Regions from separate parts of the Homo sapiens genome. Here regions 1 and 3 are each linked to region 2. Evidence: chromatin loops called from intact Hi-C (ENCODE). Cell type or tissue: mammary epithelial cell. All regions are shown on one strand. Links, peaks and the distances in the headings refer to the core of each region. The heading gives the core; the rest is flanking DNA. Region 1 holds the start of LINC02702 (long intergenic non-protein coding RNA 2702). Region 2 holds the start of LOC105369509 (a long non-coding RNA gene). Region 3 has its middle 6.9 kb from the start of LINC02703.

Evidence for each region. Hi-C counts contacts between places; a loop is a spot of excess contacts. Peaks named below come from ENCODE experiments on the same cell type or tissue, not always from the same donor. Only the 100,000 strongest peaks of a DNase experiment are listed, where the experiment ranks them.
Region 1: it touches region 2 in a loop (9-fold over the local background); 4 of 110 quality-filtered maps call a loop at or near these places.
Region 3: a loop joins it to region 2, with 13 times the contacts of the local background. A loop is called at or near these places in 7 of 110 quality-filtered maps.

What each region holds. Positions count from the first base shown.
Region 1 is chr11:116,636,729-116,647,880 of GRCh38, forward strand. LINC02702 (long intergenic non-protein coding RNA 2702) reads left to right here and starts at 2,694. Exons shown (of 3, transcript NR_135069.1): 1 at 2,694-2,809. LOC107984372 (a long non-coding RNA gene) reads right to left here and starts at 2,586. Exons shown (of 4, transcript XR_001748078.1): 1 at 1,604-2,586. RefSeq lists enhancers at 1-89, 3,996-4,825, 4,826-5,655 and a silencer at 4,913-5,012. In mammary epithelial cell, for the core only: a CTCF peak has its summit at 4,992 (motif pointing left); no DNase peak of the experiment used is centred there.
Region 2 is chr11:115,332,097-115,337,096 of GRCh38, forward strand. All of the region lies in intron 1 of CADM1 (cell adhesion molecule 1), which reads right to left. It overlaps LOC105369509 (a long non-coding RNA gene), which reads left to right and starts at 1,481. Exons shown (of 2, transcript NR_135108.1): 1 at 1,481-1,522. In mammary epithelial cell, for the core only: a CTCF peak has its summit at 3,011 (motif pointing right); no DNase peak of the experiment used is centred there.
Region 3 is chr11:115,907,181-115,918,332 of GRCh38, forward strand. No RefSeq gene overlaps it. Among named protein-coding and RNA genes, the nearest start is that of LINC02703, 6.9 kb to the right of the region's middle. In mammary epithelial cell, for the core only: a CTCF peak has its summit at 5,667; no DNase peak of the experiment used is centred there.

The DNA.
Region 1 (11,152 bases), core at 2,449-7,448, 1.3 Mb after region 2:
AGCCCGGGATGCATGCGTGATGGAGTAAACAGCAGGGCTGGCAGTGTGGGCATGAGACTGCGCACGCACCACGCTCACTGGTGCTGGGGCGCATCCTTCTCCCACGAGCCAAACTGAATAACCTGATTCTCAGGAAAGAGTGTCAGAGAAGCCACTCAGAAGGACTTGGATACTCTGTGGGGACAAAGTTTGAGCACAGACATTAAGAGGGACAGAGGGGGCTGCGTGAGGGAGGGGGATGAAAGAAACCCCCTTTCCTCTTTCCATCCACCACCCTCTACTCCTACCACATGCCTACAGGCACCCTTCAAAGCCCTCCTCCTCCACCCGCCCTCCCCACCTGCCCCAGGCAAAAAAGCCAGAGGTCTACCCAAGGGCGAGGACCACGCTCTCTAGTCCATTGTCTTAGGAAGCAAGGCTATGCAGGTGGAATTAACAAGGGGTGGGGAGGCTAAGTGAAGATTTTGTTTCCAGTTATGCCTCCTCTAAGTGGGTGGCCTGGGGCAAGGCCCTCATCTGTAACAAACATAGGTCTTTCATCTGCCAATTGAGACCTGATTATAGTACCTACCTCCCAATATGGAGGGGATTAAATGAGATATTTGTAAATTCCCAGAACACACTTCTCTAGTAATATGCTTCATTTTCAAGTGTACAGCTCACCTCCTCACCGACACTGCAAGCTCCAGAGGGGAAGTTTTGTGCCCCATCCCACCCCCATCACACAGCGCTGGGCATGGGGACAGCTCAATAAATGCCCTTTGGAAATCACAGCTTATCAAACAAGAGGGAGGAAAAGGAGGCAGAATCCTGGGAAGGGTGCTTTGACCCCCCAGGCTGGGCAGGAGGCTGAGTCCCATCTTTCTAATCTAGTTGTAAAGCGCCTGTGTTCATTATTTTAACAGTTATTCGTGATCAAACGATTTGGTGTTAATGTGGATCTAATGTATAAATCCATACGGGTCCCACAGTCATTTAGCATTAATTAAACAAGGCCATTTTAAGGCTGGGATTCCACTGGGTTTATTGTGCTTAGCAGTGAATGGCGGAAACCACTCAACCACTCTGCTTTCTCTCTGCTCCTGTGTTGTCCCATTTACCTCTGGAGAGCAGGGGAAGAGCAAGCTTGAAGCTACCCTGGACAGAGGGTGGGGCACAGGGAGGACCCTGGCTAGGGTGTGGAAAGCTGACTGACAGGTGAGGAGCTCCATAGAGGCCCTGCTTGCAAAGAAGAAATAAGGGTTGCATTAGCATACCACGGGCCTGGATGCCCAGAGAACAGGATTTTAGTCCTGCTCTGCTGCTGATGACTAGCTGTGCAGCCTCGTGCAAGACACTTCCCTGCTCTGTCTTCATCGGTTAATTAAGAAGCCTGGACAAGCCAACCTCATTCCCTCTACCTGGAATGCATCTCCTTCCATTTCCCCATGGCTGCTCCTTTCCATCTTTCACATCTCAGCTCACGTCAGCTCCTCCAAGAAGAGATAACCACCCTCTGTTACCACCACTCCCCACCACCCAAGCACTCTGGAGCACATCGTCTCTCTTTTATTTTCTTTATGGGACTTACCACGGTCTTAATTATCTCTGCATTTGTACTCACTTGTTCCCTTGTGTGTTATCTCTGTCTCCTCCCCACTGTCATCTCCACAAGATCAAGAGCTTCATATGTCTTATTCATCTCTTTCACACCAATTCAGTACGTGGCACATGATGGGGGCTCAAAAAAAATAGTATGTCCACCAGCAGAATCATGAGGTGATCATTAAAACCCCTCCAGGATGGCACTCAATAGTCCTTGACATCTGCACCCAGAAAGTAAGGGCGGCATAGGGTGCGGGAAGAGCGGGGATCATCCAGGAGAACTTGTGGGAAAAGGACGATCAGAGCTGGATTCTGGGAGACAGAGGAACGCCAGCCTAGAGAAGGGGAAAACCTGTCTTGAGAAGGCAGGCAGGCAGGAGCCACAGCGGTGGAGAGCTTCAAGTCCCTGCAGCTGCTACACCTTCAGGCTCCCAGCCAAGACCATTTGGTGAACTATATTAATAATCACAATACAAGAATCCCTTGTGGACTGGAACAATTTCCCTTCCAAGGCAGTGACATGCCTATCACTTCACTTTATTCTTCTGCCATCCCCTTGATACAAAGGAGGAGAAAATATCTTCTGCTATGTATAAAATTAATAACAATTGTTCATTTGTATAGTACTTTCCCATTTCCCGAACACATTTTCTTATACAGGAATGATAGTATTTATTCCCATGTTGCAGATGAGGAGACTCAGAGAGGTGAAATGACTTGTCCGAGGTCAGTCATAGCGTATGTAGCCTGGAAAACTCAAGCCCCGAACTCCAAATTTTTCAACAACCTAGTGGTGTTTTTTCCAGATGAGGAAACTAACAGAGAGAGAGAGAGAGAGAGAGAGAAAGTGTATGGCTAGCTTATGAGAGCTCCCCACCCACACATCCAGGGGGTTAAATTATTTGTAGGGTCAGGATGAGGCATGCGGACAGTGGGAAGGGAACCATCTCCCTTCCCGACCTGAGCATGGAGATGGAGATCACCCTGAGTGAAAATGTTCATTTTTACAGTTCAGGGAGGGAGGGGCAGAGACTTCTTACATTACAGAACTCTAGAATTCTCAGCTGAAAATGATGTTGGAGATGTCTATGATCTCATTATACCCAGGTCCCAGTGCCCTCTTCTAAGCTCTTTATCATCATAATTTCTGATGTAAAGAGCATGATGCCATGGACAAAATGGGCCCTCAGTGACTATCCGATGCAGGGCCAGGCACTGAATGCAGGTGAGTGAGGAGGATCAGGTGCAATAAGTCAATAGCCATTGGCACTCAGCCCCTGTGTGGGGGATACAATAGGGAGTGGTGGGGACCGTGGCAAGTTAGGAGAGTGTAAACCCCGTGTGAGGGGAGAAAGATTGCAGCCAATTGTTGCCATGTGGACATGCAGGCCCAGTGTTACCAATTCTTACAGTTTTGAAAGAAGGTCAGAAGTGTGGCTCTCTATCAGAAATTCTAGAATATTAAATGTGGGTGCTTAAATTTAAAGCACTGTATAGGCCAAACAAAATATGTCTAAGAGCAAGTTTCCTTTAACAGCTTTGTTGAGGTATAGTTGATATACAAATAACTGTACATATTTAATGTGTACAGTTTGGTGAAGTTGGACATATGCAAACACCCATGATACCATCGCCACAATCAAGGTAATATGCATATCCAACACTTCCCAAAGTTTCTCATATTCCTTTGAGTGTGTGTGTGTGTGTGTGTGTGTGTGGTAAAAACACTTAACATGAGATCTTAAGGAATTCTGAAGTACACAATACCAGATTCTTAATTACAAGCACTATGTTGTACAGCAGATCTCTAGAACTTATTCACCCCGCAGAACCGAAACTCTATATGCATGGAATAACAATTCCCCATTTGCCTCTTCCCCTAGCCCCTGACAATTTGCTCCAAGCCCTGGGTGCTGTTGGTGCAGCCAACTCTTTTCTCTGCTGCTATTAGTTTGACAATTTCTGATATGTCATATACATGGAATCAATTTCTGATACATCATATACATGTGACTGGCTTATTTCACTTAGCATATTATTTCACTTAGCATATTTCACTTAGCATAATGTCCTCCATTGTGTTGTTGCAAATGACAGGATTTCCCTCTTTTTCAAGGCTAAATAATATTCCACTGTATGTATTTACTATGTTTTCTTTATCCATTCATCTAACAGAAAGTTTCTATCCATTGTTCATTGGTTTGACACTTGTAGTTAAATGAATAAATTAACCCTGTTCAAACCCTTCATTGTGAAGACTGGGCAACTGGAAGAGTTAAACCATGTCCCTAAGGTTACAAGCAACGAGGGACAAAGCTTAAACTCCAAGTTTCCAGATTTCCAATCCAGTTCTTGTTGATCCAGGGCCAAGGTCAGTGAGGGGGACTGTGTATATGAGGACCCATTAGGTTTGGGGACACATCACCACCTAGTTTGCTGTCCCGAATCCATACATTCCATCCAGCCCAGACCCAGGCCAAGAAGCCAGGGCCCATATGGGCTGAAAGGCCTCACCCACAGAAGAGGCACCGGCAACAGCACCTCCTGGCCTCCCTCCAACCAGAACCTTAGAAGAGCCCCTCACACCCTCCCCTGTACCCCATCCTCAGGCCACTTAGCATGCAGCACCATGGCACAAGCCAGCTGTCACTTAGGCACTTACAGGCAGAACTGTGGAAAAACCAAACCACTGTTATTACACTTAATAACCAGTTTCCACATCATCAACTCATTGGAGTCTGACAGGCGCTGTTAGGGTGTCAGCTCCCTCAGCCTAACAAGTCAGCACTAGCCAGGGGGTGGGAGAGCACCAGGCAGGACTGGGCACCAGCCTCCTGTGAGTTATTCCATCCCCCTCCTGCCCCACATGGAGGACACACACCCAAGGGCAGCCGAGGCGCCGACCCGCCTCTGCCCCCACACACTCAGGAGCTTAGCAGCTACACCAACAGCACCCAAGGTTTACAGCAGGAGCAGAAGCCCAGAGAAGGGGTCTCAGGGCTCTGACTGGTGTGCAAACAGAAGAAAACAGCCTGGCTTGTCAGAGTAGGGGCCAAGGGGTCTGAAGGAAGAGAATCCAGGACTGGGACACCTGGTTGGATCCTAGCTCTACTGTGTGGCCTTGAGTAAGATACTCCATCTTTCCAAGCCCCAGCTCCCCACCTGTAAAAGGTGGTACCTCAAAGCGTTCCTTGGAAGGCAAGCATAGTGCCAAGCATGGTGTCCACGCCTGATAAATGGTGGGTATCACTGAGTTATTATGAAATGGAGGTGGGCAGAGGGTGGGGGTCCTAAGAGGAGGACACAGGTGGGGTTGCTTATGAGGCATACACCCTGGCACATACACCTGCCTGGCGGAACCCTCCTGCTGCCCGCTGTAGCTCGGGCCTGAGGTAGTGCAGTGCTGCCATCTTTTGTCCACACGCTGCACTGCATCCCCACCTGCCCGGTTGGGTGGACAGGGCCCCAGGTGCTCCAGCTGCCCATTCTCCGTTGCTACAGCGTCTCTGAGCCTGGAGAGGGTCTACCCAGCAAGCTCTGGCAGGGCGGACTGTCCATCAAATGTGGCCCAAGATGTCAGAGCAGCCCTGCAGCCAAAGAGACGCCTTATGCCTTTGGGAAAAAACTGTGGGCCATTGCCCCAAAGGGCCCAGGGCTGGCTGGGGTCCCCCACTCCATGCCGCGATGTGTGCAAGGAGGCAGAGCAGAGACAAAGGAGGTGGGTGAGTGGGAGAGGGCACACCTCCAGGGACCTCAGCAGACAGTTTGCTACCTGCTTCCGCATGAGCTGAGATTCCCAAGATGCCAGGAGCAGTTGTCTCTGAGAGGTGGAATTGTGGGTGATGGGAATGATTTTGTTAGGTTGACTGTTTCATTGTGATTATTATTTTTTCTTTATGCGTAATTAGAATTTCACATTTTTCTACAATGCCAAAGTCTCAAGAAATAATTTGTTTATAAACCTGTCTGAAAGTAAATTTGCTTTTAAGTAAACACGTAATTCTAGAGCAGAAAGGGACCCTTTCTTTCACAGTTGAGGAAAATAAGCTCAGAGATAGGTGACTTGCCCAAGGTCACACCACTAGTTTGTGGCCAAGATGGACTAGAACTTCCCTCTCAAGACAAGGTCTTTTTCCTTTGAGAGTGAGCTGGGCCTTTTCCTGACCCTCTAGCTAGGGTAAGATCCCCTATTTGTCACCCATGGTAGCTGTTTTTCTGTTTACTCCCTGTCTCTCCCATGCAAGCTTCATAGGGGCAGGAACTTTATCTATCTTGTTCACTAAGGTATTCCCTGTGTCCATTATAGTCCAGGGTATGTGGCAGACACTCCATAAATGCATGTTGAATGGATGCATGGAGTTAATCAGGGAAGGCTTCCAGGAAGAGGTGAGTTATACATCCATTTTTGAAAAGGCACTTGTAACAGATCAACAGAGAAGATAAGAAGCATTCCTAGGGGCTGGAGGATGGCCTAGACCTAGCGCACAGTAAAGATATGTTCCCAAATATTTGTAGGGGAGGGGAGAATGGCAGAGTAGTACAGATTGTCCTCCTATTCCTGTAGGGACCTGAGCTAGGAACCCATCCCTGACCCTGATTCCTTACCTTGTCCTGAGAATTTGGGAAGAAGCCAAAAAGAATCCCTCTACAGGGCCAGGAAAGACACTAAGAGCTGAAGCTTCCATCAGCCTAACTGGATCTGACAAGGTCTGGCTGGGCCTGGTTGGACCTGACCATCCTGGGTGGACAGATGGGGCCTGACTGGGCTGGGTCTGAGCTGAGAACCACCTTCTTACTCCCATATTTAGGAGACTCTAGTACCTGTCATGTCAGCCTGATCTCCCAGGGCTCTAGAGACATAAAGCAGGGGGAGTGGGGGGAGGGGCAGAAACATTGAGGCCAAGGGGAAAATGTGAGGGGGTCCAAATGTATGCACAGTCTTGTTTCTAGGGTCTTTTATAAGATCACTATTACTTTAGGAACATAAAGATGCATTAAGATGTAATGATCATGTTAAAATATGGAAGCCATTTACTATGTTTAGGTACAGATATGAAAGTCAGAAAAATGGAAAATTTCAGCAGAGGGGAATGAACATTTCTGAAAGGAAAAAAAATTCTTCTCTTAATTTTTCTGGAAAAGTCCCTCAAAAGGTTCTTGGAAAAAAAGGTTTATTTATTCCAGAATGGTGCATCATGTCTGACAAGGAGGCCAGAAGCCCTGTGCACCTCCCTCTGACCCCAATCAGAAAGGAGACACGCAATTACTGAGCACCTGCTGTATGCCAGGTTCTGGGCTGGGCTCTTTGTGAGCATTGTCTGGTGTGACGGAAATAGGTCCACCTGTAGACTGCAAGCACAGACAGCCCGCAGGAGCCTCCGGTGGGCCGACGGCATTCTCCCTGACACCTGGGGGTGTCTCTCAGCCTCAGCCTCTGCCTGCGCAGGCTTGCCTGGCCACACAGAAGGTGGGTGGGGTTCCAGTCTGCCTTTGGCCTGGCATATATTTGGAAAGTGGGGTACACATGCTTGCATACCTCTCCCCTTCCCAAAGCACTTCATGACCGGCCCTAAATAGAACTCAGCCCCGCACTGGGCTTCAGACTTTCAATGTCCTCCTGCAAAACCGTTTGGCACCAACACCTAAAGAGACCGGGATGGGATGTTGATGAGGGCCCACCCAGGGAACTGGAGCTGGGATAATTCTTTATTGTGAGTGTGAAACAAGAATTCAGAGAGGAAGAGGGCAAAGACAGAATGATAGCGAGCATGTCAGAGAGAGAGACTCAGAAACAGAGAGAGGTGGAAATTGAGAGAGAGAGGAGAGAAAAAAGAAAGATGGGGAAAAGAGACAAGAGGAGAAAAAGAGACAAGCAGAAAAACCGAGAGAAGGTTACAAAGCAGGGAGGGGAGGAGAGAGGGACAAAGGATGGACCAGCAGTTACAGGGCCAGGGAAAAGGGGGAAGGCGGAAGACTATCTTTCCCCACTGCCCACCCCCAGGACCCCCCACAACCCTCCCTGGAGGAACCACTCAGACATGGGAGGCGAGAAGAGGGAGCAGAGATAGGCAAACTCGCTACGTAACCTTGGAGACGAGAGCCAAGGAGATGGGCGTGGGGAGATGGGCACAGGGAGGGGCATGGCAGGGGGTGGGGACACAGGCAGGAGAGCAGCAACAGGTCCTACCATCCGGGGAGGGGCGGGTGGGGACAGAGGCCAAGAAGAGTGACCCGGATGAGCTGGGGGAGGGAGAGGGACAAAAGATTCCAGGAACAAACCTAAAGAGGTCTGAGAAGTCAGAATAAAGAGAGATTTTGCTGAGAATCAATTTAGGGAAGAAAGAGCAGGGAGTTGGGAGCTATGATAAGAGAAAGGGGGGTGAAGCGGGGCGGGCAGCAGCAATGCAGCCAGGAGTAGCCAGCCCACATGACCGTGTTGAAGTGAGGGGGGCCGGGCCATTGGCTCTGGACAGCAGGGCACAGGCAGGAAAAAGTCACGGCAGACTGGTGCAGGGAGCCTGGGTTTCTGACCCTTTCCCTGAGACCTGCTAAAGGCGATGAATCTCAGCTGTCTGGCCGGGGGGACCATTCCAATCACTTGTGTCCCAAATCCTGAGTACTGCTATGTGCCAGGTGCTTTGCTGGGCACTCTGGGGGACACAGGGACCATTGACAAACATGTACCCTGAAGACACTCACGGGTTAGTGAGGGAAACAAGGTGTGTACACAAACAACGAGAAGATGGTGACATGGAGGGACTCCCAGATCACTCACTGCCAGCCAGGAGCCCATCAGAGGGAGCCTCCCCGACAGGCCATGCCTGAGCCAGGTCCTGAAGACAGGGCAGGGCTGAGACAAGGGGAAGGCTCATCAGGTAGGGGGCAGCAGGAGCCCGCAGCAGGCAGGCCAGGGAAGCCCAGGGTGACCCTGGGTCTGCCAGGGACTAGTGTGTGGCCCAGGACAAATCACCTAACTTTTCTGAACCTGCCTTTCCCCACCTTGCAGAATTTAAGGATTATGGATAATATCTGTATACTGCCTGGCACATGGCAGGTACTCAATTAAGGGTAGCTATCATTGTTATTAAGAATAAATAGAAAACAGTGAGCTAGAATAAAAGGAAGTGGCTAGAAATGGACTGGAAGGGGGGTTTTAAGACACCCTCACCTCCCACGATCAGAAGCAGCTGTGAGCCACAGTCAGGAGGAACTATCCCCAAAGAACCTTTGGTGGAGCTCTGATTGGTGTCTGGTTAAGAGCTGGGTAGCTTACCATTACCAGCCAAAAAGAACAGTTGAGAGTATGCTGGTTTTAAAATGTGTCCACAATTTTCTTTAGTGTTCCTTCCAAAAAAAAAAATAAAACAAACAAACAAAAAACAAACCCTAATTCCCCTCCACTTGAATGTGGCCAGACTTAGTGACTCACTTCTAGTAAAAAGAATGTGTTAGAAGTTACAGAGTGACTTCTGAAACCAGGCCATAAAAGACAGTGCTCCTTTTCTTCTTGGGCTCTGTCTGTCTCTCTCAGATCACTCATTCTAGGGAAAAGCCATGCCCTGGAGACACTCAAGCAGTCCTATGGAGAGGTCCACAGGGCAAGGAACAGCAGCTTCCTGCCAGCAGCCAGGAGGCCTTGTGAGCCATGCAAGTCAATCATCTTGGAAGTGGATCCCACAGCCACAGTCAAGCCTTCAGATGAGATGGGAGCCCCAGCCAACATCTTGACTGCAACTTCACAAAAGACTTCATGCCAAAAACATCTAGCTAAGCCACTCTCAAGTTCCTGATCCACAGAAACTGGATCAGATCATCCATGTTTATTGTTGTGTTAAACTGCTGAGTTCTGGGATCATTTGTTACAGTGGATAGCTAATACCGGGGCCTGTGACTAAATCTGGAGCCACAACCCCCAATAGGGCATCAAACCCACAGCGGTGGCCCAGTCAGTGCCCACAGCAGTGAGTGGGGTGAGGAGATGAGACATAGGGACCCAGGCAGGGCATCAACAGGTCCTGCCATAGCTGGAGCTCCGAATGACACTCAGAGCAGGCCTGGCTGTGTAGGGCATGGGCAGGTTCTGGGTTGTTCAGTATTTCCAGGAAAGGCAGTGAGAGGGAATTGGTCATCCTTGTTCCTGGCTCTACCCCCATAGATACAGCTATGTGGCTCATCTAGGGCAGCAGGCAGGTCAGGGTAGAAGTAAGCACAAGGAGGCATTTACCTCACCTGGTCTCAAACTCCTGTCTCCCACTTATTATCTGGGTTATCCTACACAAGTGACCTTCACTCTCTTTGCCTCAGTTTCTCATCTGTGAAATGGTGATAATAAACCCTACTTTGTGGGGTAATACTCTCACGGTGTGGTAGAGCCTCGTTACACGAAAATCAGATGATAAAATAAATATGCAGCATCACACAAAGTCGGAGCCCCTTAAGCTGTGGCACCACCCAGCCCCTGGAGCCAAGAGAACAGGTTTAGCTGTGGGTCTGCTTTTCTTTGCCTTCTGACTCCCACGTGGCCCATATCCCTAAGGGCAGAATCAATTTGTACCGAAGCTTAAGAGGAAATATTTCTAAAAGCACCCTGGTTATTTCTGATTCATATCAATCTTCCAACTTGTTTGCAGACTAAAACTTGGCCTTGACTTCATTCCATTCTCATGACAACCCTGGTTGCTCACTGAGGCATGTTTGCTTTGCTTACCTAAGCCTCAGTCTCCTCATCTGTGAAACGGCGCTAGCAACTCTACTGGATCCATTTGGTTGTTGGGTTGGGTTGGGTTAAATGAAGTCTCAGGGGAATGGGCCTAGTAGGCTCTCCTCAAATGCTTAGGATAACTATGGCAATGAAAATTTCACCAGGGCCTGCAACACTAAATACACTCTTGTAGCACAAAATGTAAACAACATGGGGATCCTGACTTCTTTTATAGAATAAGTCTATGCTCTTTTTGAGGCCTTCTCCTTGAATAACTGACTGTTGGAAACCCCAGGAAATTCTGACATGAGGCAAGAGTCTGTCTTCCTCCCTGATCACTTGCTGCATCATTCCGTCCAGTGTTCACCTCTGTACCCACTAGTACACCTCCCACATCAGTGCCCACTGCATGTAGGTGAAGAACCTATGGGATGGATGGATGGACTGGTTAGTAGATGGATAGATGGGTAGATAAGTGGGTGCCTGAGTGTGTGGATGGATGTGTGAGTAGATAAGTGGATGCGGATAGATGGATGGGTGAACAGATGGGTAAGTAGGTGGATGGGTGGGTGAGTGAGTTGAAGAAGGAAGGAAGGAAGGAAGATTTCAGCTCTCCTTCACTCCAGGCCCCATGCCAGACCTCACCCTATTCCTTCCTTGGGGCTCAGTATATACAGAGAGAATTCCTCTCCTGCAGGGAGAGAGGAGAGAGAGAGAAACATCAACCATCCCACAATTAGTTTTCAATCTTAATTATACACATTTCTGATGCATTCATCAACTTCCCCTATTAAGGCTGCCGTAGCACCGTCTCTGCCCTAGTGTGTGCAGAGGGAAAACGGGCTGTTCTCCCCAGAAGAGAGGGAG
Region 2 (5,000 bases), core at 1-5,000:
CTGCAGGGTAAGCACAATCATTATTGAACCATCTGAATAGTTGTGGGCTGAGTACGGAAGCAGGGATTCGAAGAGAGTTGCCAGCCTCTTCCCTCCCCTATCTTCCCATACTGGAAAACAAGGACAGAACAAGGAATGGAACAAGGAATGGAAGAGAAGACAGGTTGAGGAGAAACATGGATGGGGCAGGTAGAAGTTAGAAGGCTATTTCAAAGAGGAGACTAATAGAGTTTGAAATATTCAAAGTGGAGCAGATCTATTAGGTGTGGCATGTGTGTGCACAGCCAAAGTGAAATGAAGATGAAGGTCATTTTAGTTGAGGGATTTAAAGAACTACGAGATCTGGGTATTAGTAAAGCCATCAAAAGGAATGCTCTACTTACTGAGGATTCTGCATTGAATCACTGAGGGAAAAGTCAGCTGATCTTAAAGCAACCACGGTCCCAGAAGTGTTATTAGGGAGGTGAGGTGCAGCAGGGGTGGTGAGAAGTATGTAAAGTTGGAATGGTATGGCACTTACATATGCTCGATAACGTGTCAATTTCCACATCTAAGAATGGAGAAGATCATATTGATTATAGGGGAGTACCCTTAACCCATCCTTTGCTTGACGCCTCCACTGAGCAGAAGGTAGATTAGAGTGGTATGACTGATTTTTGTAAACTTCATAAATTTAAAGTCCTTGAGAAATAAAAATATAAATAATCTGATAGTAAATGAAGAGGGTTAAAAAATATATTTAATCCCTACTTGTCAACCCAGGAATACAGAGAATGGGGGGAAAAAAGCGATGTTCCTGGATCTCCCTGCGCTTCCCTAAGACCATCACTCCAGCCAAACACTAGCTGACATTTTCTCCCCAGGAACTCTTCACTTCTCACTCTATACACCCTGTGCGAGGTCCTCCTCACCTCACCAGTCCCAGACTAGAACGTCCAATTGCTTACTGGTCTTTTCTCCCTGATGTCCCATCAGTTCTTCAAAATCAAAGCTGTTTAGCAAATTCCTCCCCTCTTTTCCAATCTGACTGCAACAAACTCAAGGCCAACCATCTTTTCTTACCTGATTTTCCCAATGGTGTCCTAATTAGCCTCCTACTCCCCTAAAACATCCTCTACACTACCACCAGGGCAATCTCTCTAAAGGACGATCTGATCAGATCACTTCCTCACTTAAAACCCTCAAAGGCTCCCAGTGCCTACAGGATGAAGCACAAAACCACTTAAGCTCTGAGTCATGCTCTTCTGTTGAGAGATCGAGAGAGAAAGAGAGAGAATGCCCAACATGCCTCCCTGAAAATCATTGGGAGGATCAAATAAAAATGTATGGAGAAGCACTTTCAAAACTATAAAGCTTATCTAGTGGTTCTTAGTCTTTATGAGATCACAATCCCTTTGGAGAGTCTGATAAAAGCTCTGGAGTTTTCTCAAAAACACACATCCACCTACATGTAAAATTTGGCATCCAATTTCAGAGCATCCATGATTCCTCAAAGACAATCTTGACCAACAACCTTACTTAGGTATTTTATTATTTTCACGTTGGTATATAGAATGGGAGTCGGTATCATCTTGATAGCATTTCCAGCCTTACAAACAAGCAAGCAGCTCTACTGTGGGCAGTAACATTATTCATGAAGATGTCTAAAATATTCATCAGCAGAGTCACTGGGCACATAGTAAATATAGGCAGAAAATTAGTACAGTAGTTAGCGTATAGGCTCACAGTCATTTCATCAGAGTGCAGCTGTCCCTACACACAACTGTTAGAAAAGAACAGGTTATTTTGAAAACAATCAGCTGAATTGAGTCAAAAAACTGACCAGTGGGCCTTCATTCTAACTGAATGAAAACGAAGTGAGGTTCCTTCCTTTTCATACAGCTCATGGATGCAAAAACACAAGCTATGCCATAGCATAAATGTTCATTATGCATGAGCCTGTTTCTTGCAGCTGCATCTCTCATGACTTGGCTAAGGCTGTATTTGTCTATATGTCCTTCTACATGTTTGTGCATATTTACACTGTGTATTTTAGTGCTCAAGAAAGCAGAAGGCAAGGAACAATGTTTACTCTGCATGTTTGTACAGGACACATCACACAGAACTACAGTGATGTAGTATTTAAGGGCAGCAAATTCAAACTCTTCACCAGAGTGTGGACCTAAACTCCACATCATAAAGAATTGATCACATTTCCCTTTAGAAAGAAGAATATTATCAGCCAAGTTTCTGGTATCAACCAATGACTAAACCTTAAGTCAATCACAAGTGATGATACAGTAGTCCCCCCCTTATCTGTAGTTTTACTTTCTATGGTTTCAGTTACCCTGGGCCAATGGGGGTCTAAAAATTGATGAGTACAGTACTCATCAATTGATGAGTACCCCATCAGGTGATGGAGAGACCACATTCACATAACTTTTATTACAGCATATTGATATAATTGTTTTATTGTTGTTGTTAATCTCTTATTGTGCCTAATTTATAAGTTAAGCTTTATCATAGGTATGTATGTATAGGGAAAATAGTCTGTATAGGGTTCAATACTATCCTCAGAATCAGACATCCACTGGGGATCTTGGAATACATCCCCTGAGAATAAAGGGGGACAACTATATGCCACCAGAATATCACCACAAACATTTATCAGTGTTTTGAACAGTAAATACACATTCGAGTAGTCTATAACATCACATACAAAGGGGCTCAGTGTAATAGGAAATATACACACTGAACATAAAAACTAAATGTGTTCTTAACAGAAGACTGGCCCCAAACCAATGTCAGCCCTTTAGAAATATGCATTTAATTAACTGTTTTTTGCTTACCTTCTGAAAATTAATATTTTTGGCACATATATTTTAAGACATAGCCCTTGGAAATCTGAACTTATATCTTTCTCTTGATAAATTTCCAACAAGTAGTCATTAGAAATCACTCCAAGTCCTTAAAGATGAGCTTTTCAAAAATACTTGCATTTCCCTATTTTGTCACAAGATGGCAATCTCATGCACTGGTAAACCATAAAAATTCATAGGAAAATTTAATTTTACCACGTCAGGGGTGTGGTTCTCAAAGTTCATAATGTCAGGATCACTTTAAACTCTTAAAAATAAAACTGATAATATTTTTTAAAGAATCTTATGAATCCACTTAATAAACCCATCGCGTGTTAACACAAAGGACATGTTTTTGTGAAAATAACTACATTTTCCACAGCAAAAAAATTAGAAAAGAATTTTGCAAATCTAAAGTTTGGCTTAATAGAGAACAATTGGCTTTTCACATTTGCTTCTTCATTCAATCTGTTGTGATCCATTGTTTATGTTGAAGTATATGGGAAATAAAATAGCCTCATGTATATATATAGTTGTAAAAGGAAAAGTATTTTAATAGTCTTTTCAGATAATTATGGTTTTATTCTCCTTTGATACTATACCAAAACTCAACAAGTGGTGGCTTCTTCATGGTTAAATTGGATTGTGGAATCTGAAACCACATCAAAGAACTTCTCATACTCTGTCACATTAAAATTCATTAGTCAATCCTGCACTTTGAATGGATCTTTTAGCCACTCATGATGTTTTAAAATCATGCACTGGTCATTTGGAAAATATTAGTTCACTGAGTTATGCAGCACTCTTCCAAATGGTGACACATTTCATTATTCAGTATCAAAAAAGTCACATTCATTAGTATCACCACCAATATCATAAGAAAAGTCAATGGTTCATTAGGAAGCTGTCAAGTTCACAGAGGAAGATGCAAGTTTTAAAAAATTCACATTTCCACTTGAAATCTTTAATTTTATCACTGACAACAATGTCCATTGTTTCTCTTAAAATGACAGGCTCACTGCTTTCCAGAAAATGTCTGCCAAATACGCGTCTGAATAACTATAGTTTAACTCAATCTCCCCAGTCTTCTTCCTTGAGACAAGTATGTAGCAAAAATGCTTTATTTGTAATTCTCCTTCACACAAACTATTTTTAAAAACATGTAACTCAAGGTCAAGCTTTCATAAAATTAATAATTTTTACTGCTTCATCAGGGATATTCTTTTTTACTGTATGTGGAGGTGAAGAATACAATGACTTCTAGGACAGTTTAGTGCCACTAACTCGATTCAGGCTAAGGCTCCCACAACTTTCCCCACCATTGCTTTTGCACCATCAGAGCAAATGTCAACACACCCAAAAAAGGCAATTACGTCTTAGTATTATGAGAACAGTTTTCATCTCATCGATCCCTCAAAAGGAATTTGGGAGCCTCCAAGGATCCATGGACTGCACTTTGCGAAACATGCTTCAGAGGTTATAAAAGACTTTCAATTTATGTCAGCATTTAAAAATAAAACCGACTGCCACATTTGCAGAAAAAGAACAAGTGGGAACTCCTAATACAGTAAAACCTCTATTACTAAAACACTTGGTTAATGAGTACCCTTATTTAATTTTCTGATTAACTCTTCAATTATACCTACTCTTGGTTTCTACCCTTTCTGAAAAAAATTTAATTAATCAGAACCAAAATAAGTCAGGAAACACTAGATTTAAGTTCTTTCCTGATGTGTTTGTTCACAATTTAATCCTTTTAAAAGGATTACTAGATTTCACAGCCAGAATTAGAAGCACTGTCATTTCACAGTAGTAAGGTTAAAAATAAGTATGAGTGTTTTTCCAACTTTTTCTTAAAGAAGTGGAACATTAGTTAACATTTTACATGGCATCTCAAGATGAAAAAAAATTAAATTGAACTTATTCTGTCTGGTTGAAACATACTCTGTTGCTGTTATTATTAGTAACCGTTAAGTAAGTACTGACTATATATTTGAATTTGTAAGAACTTTACATAAATTACCCATTTCATTCAATCCTTACACATTTCAAAGATGCCATCTTCAAATTAACCTTATCACCATTTTACAGATGAGGAAATTGAGGTACAGAGAATTAATTAATTAATGTTTCCACTAATACAACTAGTAAGTAGCTAAACTG
Region 3 (11,152 bases), core at 3,005-8,004, 580 kb after region 2:
AATAAACTCACTCTTGTAGCCTCCGTTTTTTACCTATCGTGAAGGGTAGAAAAGCCAGCCTTGTCTATTTCATAGCATAGTTGTAAAGGTTAAAGCAGTAAATTAATATGCTTGGTTTTTGGTCAAAATTATAATTTTTGTTTATAAGCACATGGGATTTAGGCTAGAGTTTTAGACACCTCTCTGGGTGTCAGTTTTTTAAGTAACATTTTTCATTCTTTATATTTTTAAAATGTATCCATTGTTCAATAAATATGCAATGAGTACTCACTATATGCAGAATATTGTGCTACCTGCTAGGAATAAAAGGATGCATCTAAGCCATGTCTCCTTTCCTACCATCTTACATTTCAGTGAGAGAGATAAGATTGGCAAACAACTAATAGATAAAACAAATGTTTCCTTATGTAAGAGACGATTATTACATATTGTTGTATATTCCCTATGATTATGCATATTACTCAAGTTGTATTAATTCTGCAAACATGTACCTATATGATTCTAAAAATGTCAGATGAACCACAAAAAAAATCCATTCCTGGACTTTGTAAAACACAAATCCACTTGATTTGTAGAGGTTTCTTTATAAAAATAAGCACTGGTTATGGAAAGAAACAGCAAAACCTTTTTTAAGTGAGTATCTAGGTGGGAAAAGAATGGTTTTAGAAGACATACAGCCAAGTGTACAGGTCAGCGGGCAGCTCAAATAATACCCTCAGCCCCAATGCCAGTCCTGAAACAAAACCAGTGGAGGCTGAGCAGCCTCTGCAGCAGATAAACCACCAGACACATGGCCATGGAAGAGTCAGTGCTAAGGAAGGGACTTGGGAAAGTGGGAAGCACCATCTGGGGCTGTTCTGGAGCAAAGAGTTCTCTGAGCTGACAGTCCAAGTTAAGCAGTAAACAATCATTGATTTTGCAAACAGAGCGTTCTTTCCTAAACCAAAGAGTAATCTTCTTATGTGCACAATGTGGAAAGGACAGTTGGTCCCAGGATGGTCTTTTTCATCTACGGCCGCACACACAGATAACAGTTATTGTCAGTATCACCATTCCCTAAAATAAATGACAGATAAATACAAATCTGGGAAGCTCACACATAGATGTACTATCTTCATAAAGTCCTTGTGTAACATAAAAATTTAATAACCCAGGTCATAGGTGTGGTAAAAAAAAAATCTGTAAGTAGTGTTTTAAAACAAATGTACTAAAGTTTGTGACAACTGTGCTACTCAGTCCCATCAGGTAAATTTTGATGTCTTTGTGTATATAATCTATCTTGTTCTCCCCAAAATGCCTAGAAGAGCATCTGGAAATAGTAGATGTCAACAAATTCATTTTTTAAAAGTTGTACTTAAGTGTTGCTAGAATAGCTAAATCAGTAGTGAAATAGTCAGTCATCTTATTCTGTTAAAAGCCCATCAATCAGATTGGCCCATTTGTTTTCCCTCTTTTAGAAAGTTAGCCCCATAAGAGCAGATCTTGTCTTTTGTATTCACTGATAAACTCTCAGTTCCTAGAACAGTGTTTGGCATATGGTAGGTGCCCAATAAACATTTCTTCAGTGAATGATCCAGTAGGCAAACTTGTTGACTGAATACATTGGTTTCAAGTCCCTGTTAACAAGTAAGGGACCTTCTGTACTAGTTGAACTGAAATCATATTAGCTATGCAACAAAAGTTCATTCGTTTATTCATTTATTCTCCATTTATTTACTTATTTATTCATTCATTCAAAAAGAAGCTATTTAGCATTGAGTATGTTCAAGTGACTGTGATGGAAGACACAAAGTCACATTATGGGAGGCACGAAGATGGACAAGAAATATTTTCCACCACTAGAAAAGTTATAATCATGTTTGTATCATGGAGAGAAACGTAACCAAATAGAACAATTGGATTAGGGTTGAATTGGAAAGATAACCTCTCAAGTTTCCTTAATTCTGAGATTCTGTGATACTGTGATTGAAGTGCTAATTTCAGATATCTATGATACATGCAACCTGATGTTATTGAGATTAAAAAATTAAACTCTTTTAATGGCAAGGGATTTATGAAGAATGTGTATTTTGAGTGAATTGGTATTTGAGAGCTAGAGGATCACTAGATTGCCCTGGGTTCTGAGCAGCCTCCACATCACTGGGTCGGATAGTGTACTATCCATGCCTTCCATGCCTTCCATGGAGTGTATTGCCTGCAGCCCGAATTCAGAATGACCTTGGCCCCAGCCAGTAGCCCTCCTACAGAACAAGTCACCCTCTTATGTACCATACCTCCACGGAGTCACCGTGGATCTGCTGCTAAAACATGGAGGGAGTGTGTAAAAGTCACAGCCACATTAAATTTGAAGAGGATGACAGATATAACTTGAAAGTCATAGAAATCAGCTTCAAGCAGAATAATCCCTTCCATTATATAGACTTTAGTTTCTGAAATGTTTTTCTTATACGTTGTCTCATTGGGTCTTTTACAATACCTGTTTTTTTTTTTTAACTTTCTCCACTCATTTTATTGAAGAGGGCACTCAGTCTCTAAGTGGGAATGTCGTTTGCTCAAGCCAACATGATTAATCAGTGGTAGAACTAGAATATGCTTTTTCCTCCACACCATGAAGCCTCCCACATTGGATACTATGATTCTGTGGGAGGACCAACTATCCTTTCTTTGCACAGGGAGAGGCTCTCTCTGCCCAAAGGTGAGGTTATAAAATAATGCAGTCCCTATGCCCCAAGACCCTCTGTGATGCCAGCACCAGACAACATTTCTCCTGATTCACTAGTGTAGTATGACCCACTGGCTCCCAGCAGGCCAATCAGCTGACAGCTGGAGGAGAGGTACTCCATCTTTTATGCTTGTCAACTCCATGAATGTATTAAGGTATCAAGAGAAGACAGCACCAGGGAGACTTTGGGCCACAGCCAGGACCAAAAGCATAAAGTGAAGGGGCAGACAGAGTTGGAAGATAAGCTCCCTGCCTCAGTTGTCTGGAAGGGGGTAGCAAGGGCAGTCTTTCTGCGTGGGCTACTCTGGAGTACCTAGGTCTAATGATGCCATTTATCTTTTGAAGCCACCACTATGAAGGGCCATTTCAAAGGATATTGGGGGTCATAGGCCTAGAGGTTTTTGCAGTGGAGTCAAAAATCCTGGATTCAAGTTTCACTTCTATCCTTCATAGTATATACAGTCTTGGGCAGAACACCAGAAACTATCCATAAAATGGAGATAAAATGATACCATACCATCTATACCACCAGCTTTTTAGGATGATCAAATAAAACAGCATTTATGGAAATTCCTTGGAAATATTCATATTCTGTACAAACATGAGTACATTTCCCGGTGCAGGGGAGTATGATGAGTCATCCTCCAACAACCCCTACCCTCCAGGGCCTGGTGCTCCTACCCTAGCCAGTAACAGTAGCTCAGCTAGTTCCTGCTGACAGCAGCATTTTTAGGCTTACCAACACTGGCTTACAACCCACAGGGAAGAACAAGGACCAAGATGTGCAAATTGCAGAAAAACAAAGTTTGGCTTCACATAAATTGCTATAATAATAACAACTAACCTATATTGAATGTTTGCTCTGTGTCAAGTCCTCTGCTAAGTTCTTTGCTTATATGAACTTATTTAATATGTTAAACAAAATTATGACCAATCATTTAATACATATTCATTCATTCATTCATTTGAGACAGGGTCTGGCTCTTTCACCCAGGTCAGAATGCCGTGGCACAATCTCAGCTCACTGCAACCTCTGCCTCCCAGGTTCAAGAGACCTCCTACCTCAGCCTCTCGAGTAGCTGAGACAACAGGTGTGCACCACCACATCTGGCTAGTTTTTGTATTTTTTGTGGAGATGGTGTCTCACTTTGTTGACCAGGCTGATCTTAAACTCCGGAGCTCAAGCAATCCACTGCCTCCGTGTCCCAAAGTTCTGGGATTAGAGGCATGAGTCACTGCACCCAGGCAATAAATATTTACTGAGCACATACAATGTGTGAGGCTCTGAAATAGGGACAAAATCTATACAGAAGAGAAGATATAATTTCTGTCCTCAAAAACTCATGGTCTTATGGGGAGACAAATACAAAAAAGCAATGTATTGAGATCTATAATGAGAATATATGTTAAAAACAAAAGTCAGGAAGATGGAGGGTCCAGGTTTGCTAGGAGGTGTCAGGCAAAGTCAATAGAGATGGCCAGGGAGCTAAGACTTGAAGGATGTGTTTGTGATCAAGGCTTGATTTGCCCATATGTGCAACATGGTAGAAAGAGTGCCCCTCAAATAATCAGTAGGAAAATAAATATTGCTCTTTATCATGTGGGCTAAATTAGCTGCTTGAGGGGCCAGATAATGACACAAATATGATTGTGCAAAGCGAGACATTATAACATATTTCATAAGCTGCAGCAATCTTTTTTCAGCTCATGAAAAACAAGATAATGCCCACAAAAATAAGATATTATGGCAAAATTGGTATTAATTACTAGGAGCCAAAGTGCGCTGCTTGAGGCTGTAAAACTTTTAATATTCCAGAAGAAAGCAGTTCAAGTAACAGGCTAACCATGATCGCTTAATCTCTTGGCAGCTTCCCAGCCTATGTTGGTGAACAACAGAGCAGAGGCAGCAGAATCAGTCCCAAACAAACAGCCCCGTGAAGCGTTGCTAATTTGGCTGAGATGACTGGGTGGGGTGAGGAGGGCTGAGAGCACAAAAGTGCTCTCCTTGCAATTTACCTTCTTACTATTGACAAACTGGGCTCTGCAAAAAGCCACCGGGTTTGCCTCGTTGGGGCTTTTGAGATGCAACGGGCCATTGGTTCCTTAAGATCTGGTTTTCCAGTTGTCGTTTGTACCGATGAACTACATGGGTCCTTGGTGGGGGGTTGGCAATTATATCCTCTTTCCTGCCTCTTCCCTTCTTTCAGGCATAAACGTACACACACATGCACTCAATGCACAAAGCTCCTAACTTACATAAAGGTCAGGATCTAACTGCTTCTATTTCCACACTTTGAATGCGAGACCAATTTGGTGACAGCCTCTCGTGCCATTAACGAAATAGAAACATATGCACATGCAGCGATAAAACAGATCTGAAACAACATCCCTGCCACCTGTTGGGTGGCAGCTGAAATCAGACATCTTAATGTATGATATTATGGGAATTACCCACATTAAGATAAAATATCTGGATTTAAGTAACTGTCTTTTGCTCTGAATTAACTTGAAGGTTGAACTCAGAAAACAAAGGCAAACGACTTGGGGCTAAGCAACTTACTCCACAGCCATCGTGCCCGGCTGCCGCTCTGGTGGGGGCACTATGTAGAAATGTTGGTGGCAGTTTTCACTTCTCCTAATTGACAGCAGAAGATCTAGCTGTGCTCCAGCATTCTGGACATGAAGGGAAATGAGAAGGCTAGCCTGTACCCAAGATGTGAGCTTCTAAAAGAAACAGGAACTAGGGTCTGCTTCATTCCTGAGTCTTCAGCACTTAGCAGAGTCCCTGATATATAGCGGATCTTTACAAGTATTTGTTGAGTGAAAGAAGAGGTATGGTAAGTCCTTTCTCAACCACCAAGTACATTCTCTGTTCCTTCTGCTTCCCCCTTCCTTTTCTTGTACATTTTACACCAGTATAAACCTCCACTTCCCTCACCTGGCTGGAATCTATATTGCAGCATCACCAGCATCAGCTAGTGCCAGGAAGGTTTCCTCTCTTCAGGAGCTTTGCAAGACTTCACTGTGTCAGTTCTATTCCTAGCTGCAGGAAGTCCCTTTTCTGGTAGCCTCCTTTGCTGGCTCATGATGCAGACCTGACTAGGAAGACTAAGGCAGTTTTGTAAATTGGTGTGGGGGCAGCAAGTACAAGACTCCAAGCATCCCCTCTGGTGGTTGGCAGAGGATTTCAGTCTGCTGGGCTGACGAAGTGGAGAGGCTGCCCTGGGCTTCAAACTGGACCTGGTACTACCTCCAACCCTGTGGATGTTTGCTCCTGTAGCATATGGCCCAATGCACCTGATTGCCTTAGTTTTCCATGGAAAAGACAAGAAGGTGGTTTTCACTCCTCTACCATGTTTATTCAGCCTCGTTAACTCCACTGAGTTTGCTCTGATAGGCCAGAAAAAAAATAAGTTATGGTTAAGGTGTAATGTGTCCAGAAGTGCCCAAATTGTTGTTTTTTGCCAGGATGGGGAAGTCCACTGAGATGTAAAGATCTAAGCTGAGATTGACCTTTGAATCTTTTCAACAGGTATTCATTGAATCTATAGGAAGTCTGGTACTATGTGAGGTTTTAGGGATGGGTTTGGAGCTGAACAGAGAAAAAAAGAAGTAAAAGAAATAATCCCTGTTCACAGGAGTTAGTGTGTGAGACAGAGATATATGCACATGACACTATGTAATAAATTGTAAATAAATGATAGAGGTAAAGATCAAAGAAGGGGAAGAGAGAGAGGACTGGCTGATAGAGGATTATGGAAGAATTCCTAGAGGGGTTAGGTCTTGAGGACTGGATTGGACTAGAGAGTCATTGGGGAGAAGTCAGTAAACAGAAAGAGGAGATTTTCCTGAAGACCAGGGGTCCCCAACCCTTGGGCTGTGGATCAGTACCAGTCTGTGGCCTGTTAGGAACTGGGCTGCACAGCAGGAGGTGAGTGGCCAGCAAGCATTACTGCCTGAGCTCTGCCTCCTGTCAGATCAGCGGTGGCACTGGATTCTCATAAGCGCGCGAACCCTATTGCGAACTGCACATACAAGGGATCCAGGTTGCATGCTCCTTAGGAGAATCTAACTAGTGCCTGGTGATCTAAGGTGGAACAGTTTCATCCCGAAATCATCACCTGCCCTGCACGTCCATGGAAAAATTGTCTTCCGCTGATCCAGTCCCTGATGCCAAAAATGTTGGGGACCACTGCTGTAGATGTTTAAGATACCGTGGTACTATAGCTGAATGCAGTGGCTCACAGCTGTAATCTCAGCACCTTGGGTGGCTGAGGTGGGAGAAAAGCTTGAGGCCAGGAGTTGGAGGCTAGCCTGTCTAACATAGCAAGACCCTGTCTCTATTTAAAAAAAAAAAAAAAGATATTGTGGTATTAGCACAGGGATAGACTAATTGACCAATATATCAGAATACAGTGCTAGCGACATATCCACAGAAACTTATATGACTGGTGGCCTTGCAGGTCACTGGGGAGATAAGGGACAACTTAACACCGGGGCTGGGACAATTGCCTGTACTTATACAGAATAACTGAAATTGGATCCTAATGCACAAATCCTAAAAATAATTTCTTGAAAAACTAGACTTAAATGTAAAAGGCCAAGCTGTTAAACATTTAGAAGTAAATAAAGGAGGCTCTCTTTGTAACTATGAGGGGTGGAAGATTTCTTCAACATAACACAAAAAGTATTAATAATGAATTCAAAAGTTGATAAATGTAAATACATTAAAATTGAGAATGTATGTTCACCAAAACAATGGCATGAAGAAAGAGAAGAGACAAAGCACAGATGGGAAGAAATATATTTGTAACAAATAGATTCAGTAAAGGATTAGTACAAATAGATTCAATAAAATATAAAGAATTCAGAAAAGCCATTAAGAAAAAGACAAGTAGTCCAACAGTTAAGTGGAGTAGGGGGAGATGTGAAAAGACCTTCTATAGTAAAGAGAATAAAGACTGACAAGGGGCCAAGAGCTGGGTAGAAACTGGGAAGGTTAAAGGGTCATAGAGTAAGGAAAGGGGCCAAGATGTAGACTTGTAGGCAGGAGAGTCACTATACTCTTAAAAGCAGGGGCAGGTACAGAAATTAGCAGCAACCTCCACCTTTTGAAACTCTCACCAATAGCCTTGCATTAAAAGCATGGGCTCAGTCGGCCACTGGCAGGTCACTGAGGAAGGTCAGAGCATGGAATGAATAGCTCATAGACAATACACAAAGTCGTATGTCAATAAGTCCCTACTCTGGAACCCTCATCTTGGGCACTTCTGCAATAGATCTGAAGCCTGTGAACTTCGTGGAGACCTGATCTGAAACCTGCAGCAGCAAGGGGCTGGATTTGGCTGGATCTGGCAGTTGTCTCCATTCCTCACCCTCATTGGACCTCATAACTCCTTCTGGGGCCCCTGCACCATGGGGTTGCCTGTTATTTTCCTGTGGTGGCACAGTGGCTGATGAAGTGCTGTTCCTCAGCTATGGCAGCCAACACTACTAGATAGAAGCTGCTTGTCAAGAAAATCCTTCAAAGGCCCTATTGCCTTGAAATGATATGCACTATTTCTATGGGCTCTTAAACAGAATAATTCATTAGTCAGTTAAGAACAATCAATATCTCACTCCGACAATTTACACACTGACTCTGTTTACCCAGTGGACCCTCTCTGATAATATTATTTATGATCCTAAATAACTCCATCGGTGTTCAATAGAGCTGGAGGTGCCTCTGGGACCAGGACACAATCAAATTATGAAGACATATGGTTTGCTCAGCTCTGGAAATGTTCAGACGCATTTCATTGATGTTAGTCTCACAGTGGTACCTCCCTGCTCAGTTCTACAATCTTCCTAATGGTGTCTGTAGGATGGCCCTCCTCTTTAGGAAGGGACTGCCAAGGGAATTTTATGGTGGCTATTTCAGGATTCTCCAAAGTGAAGGACACATAGAATAGTTCAGTGGATTCTAGACCAGGCTGGCAATTATGATGTACTAGGCTTTGCCTATAGAAGGGTATGGAACAAATTAGCCTGGGAGAGATTTGTGAGGCAGCAGAGAGACAAGGATGTGGGGTGTGTGTGTGTAGGAGAACACAGGAGGGGTGAGGTTAGGTGAGAAGCAGAGGATTTGTGGGGTCAAATAAGTACGTTGGAGTTCATAAGATTTCAGGGAGATCCCCAGACTTACTTCAAGATAGAAGGAGAGAGGTAAGGTGAGACCATTCACTTAAAAACACATCCCTTTATTATGGGACTTCTTACAATGAACATGTATTATTTATGTAATTAAAAATACAGAGAGATGGTAAGTCTCCCTCTTTTTCCTCTCCCTCCCTCTCTTTATTTTCCTCCCTCCCTGTTACCCCCTCGCTCCTCCTCCTCCTCCTCCTCCTCCTCCTCCCTTTTCTTTTTCTTTCTTTGTCTCTGTCTCATATGCACACCACAGTTTAGAGAAGCAGCATCAAGAGAGGCTCTGATGTGGCTTCATCACTAACTGCAGCAGGACAACATCAGTGCACATTCGGAGCCCGTTTTATAGAATGGACTGTGAAGGCAAAGTGTCAAAGAGGGAAAAGGCAGCATTGCAAAGACAGAGCAGGCACTAAAATCTCTCTTATTTTCCTACTCATTAACCCTTTAGTCCTCAGGAGAGCAGGCGAAATGGGGAGGGCTGCAGTCATGAAGAGAGGAAGGGCCCGGCCCAGGATCTCCTAAGCTGTCTACATTGTAGTGTTCTGATCCCAGCCTGAGAGGGAAGCCCCCAGGGCCCAGCCTATGTGGGTTATGACAGCCTCTCAAAGGGCAGCTGAAATCTGGGGCAGGTGCCAGCACCTGGCAATCACTTTTGAAACCTGCTCTTTCCAAATACTCTACATAATAACCCTGACCGCTTAGCAGAGGAGACATTGCCATCCCCACTTACTAGATGAGGCAATGAAGAGTTCCGGGCATGAATGCCCAGACCCAGTACCAGGAACTCTGGACTCCTAGCCAGCAATCTCTAGACTAGCCCAGCAGCATTTCTGCTCATCTGACCTGTGACTAATGGCCAGCAGTGAGTGGCTATGTGCAGTTCTGGACCAGAGGGTAATCTGTGGCAAAAGCTTCAAAGACAAAAAATACATGGCAGCATGTGGGGAAGATGCCCATCAATTTCTAGCCCCATAGTACTCTGGTTCTATTGATGAACTGATCTTTGCTGCACAAGAGTCTCACGGATGCTCTGACTCTCTCATTTCTCTCTCTCTCTCTCTCTCTCTCTCTCTGTCACTCTCTCTGTCTCTCCCATCCTCCCTTCCTTTCTGTTTTCGTTTTATCCTCAGATATTTACTGAATACATGCCATGTTCCAAACATTCAGAAAGGAGTTGTAATCGATAAAGAAGACACCTGTCTACAAGAAGCTTACAGTCTACTGGCCAGAGATGAGATGTGTCCACAGATAACCATGCTGCAAGTTAAGTAAAGAAGAATCTGTAAGAGTGCTATGCCACTGTGACCTGTTCTTTGAAAAAGCTTGAAATGAAATCACAAAGCAACTTTCTTGATTTCCCACTATTTACATTTACTTAAGGAGGAAAGTTCTACTAACCCCAAATATGTACATGGAAAGATCCATGACCTTTAGGAATATTTTGGGGGAAATAAAATGTTCAATGATACCTGAAATCATATCTAGATTGAACTCATATTTAGAATGCCTGATCCCATGTAATGGTCAAAGCTTCCAACTTCATACAAAGTTATAGCTGGTTTCTCTCTCCCCAGCCAGTGCCTGCAACAGGGCAGGGGTTGAATGGTCAGCTTGTATCGGCAGAGGTCCCATTGTTCCTGCATGCGGCCCAGTGGGCAGGGCCTAACTTTGTACCATCCCAGCTCTCTTGCTTGCAAAGCCCATATGAAAACCCTAGGAAACACTTAGGCATCTTTGCCTGAGCAGATACTGGGAGAGCAACTCACCCATGTGCCACCTCCTCTGCTTTCCTCCCTTCTGTCACCCAGATTTTACAGGTGAAGGTCACATGTCAGGCACTCATTCTCCCACACTACAGGGGACATACACTCTGCTGTCTGAGTGGTCCCATTGAAGACCCCCTAGCAGACTGGAGATAAGGTACAGTTACACCTGCCTCTCCCCTTAGGGAGGTGGAACTCACAGCTCACCTGTCTCTAAAGAAGCCCTCTTCACAAATACCTTCCTGTCAACCTCCCACACACTTATTTTTTTAATACCCTTGACAAGAGTGAGGGTTTTGAGCTGTGAAACCAGTTTCTGGATATTTCCTTTGAAATTTCCATCCCAGTCTGGCTCCTTGCTGGAGCAGCCAATATTCTGCCATTTCAGGTGCTGAGCCCTGGCCTGGGAGGTGCCAGCAGGGAGAGGCCAATTCCAGCAGAGGAGAGTCCAGGCATGTGGGGATATGGTGGTGTTCTC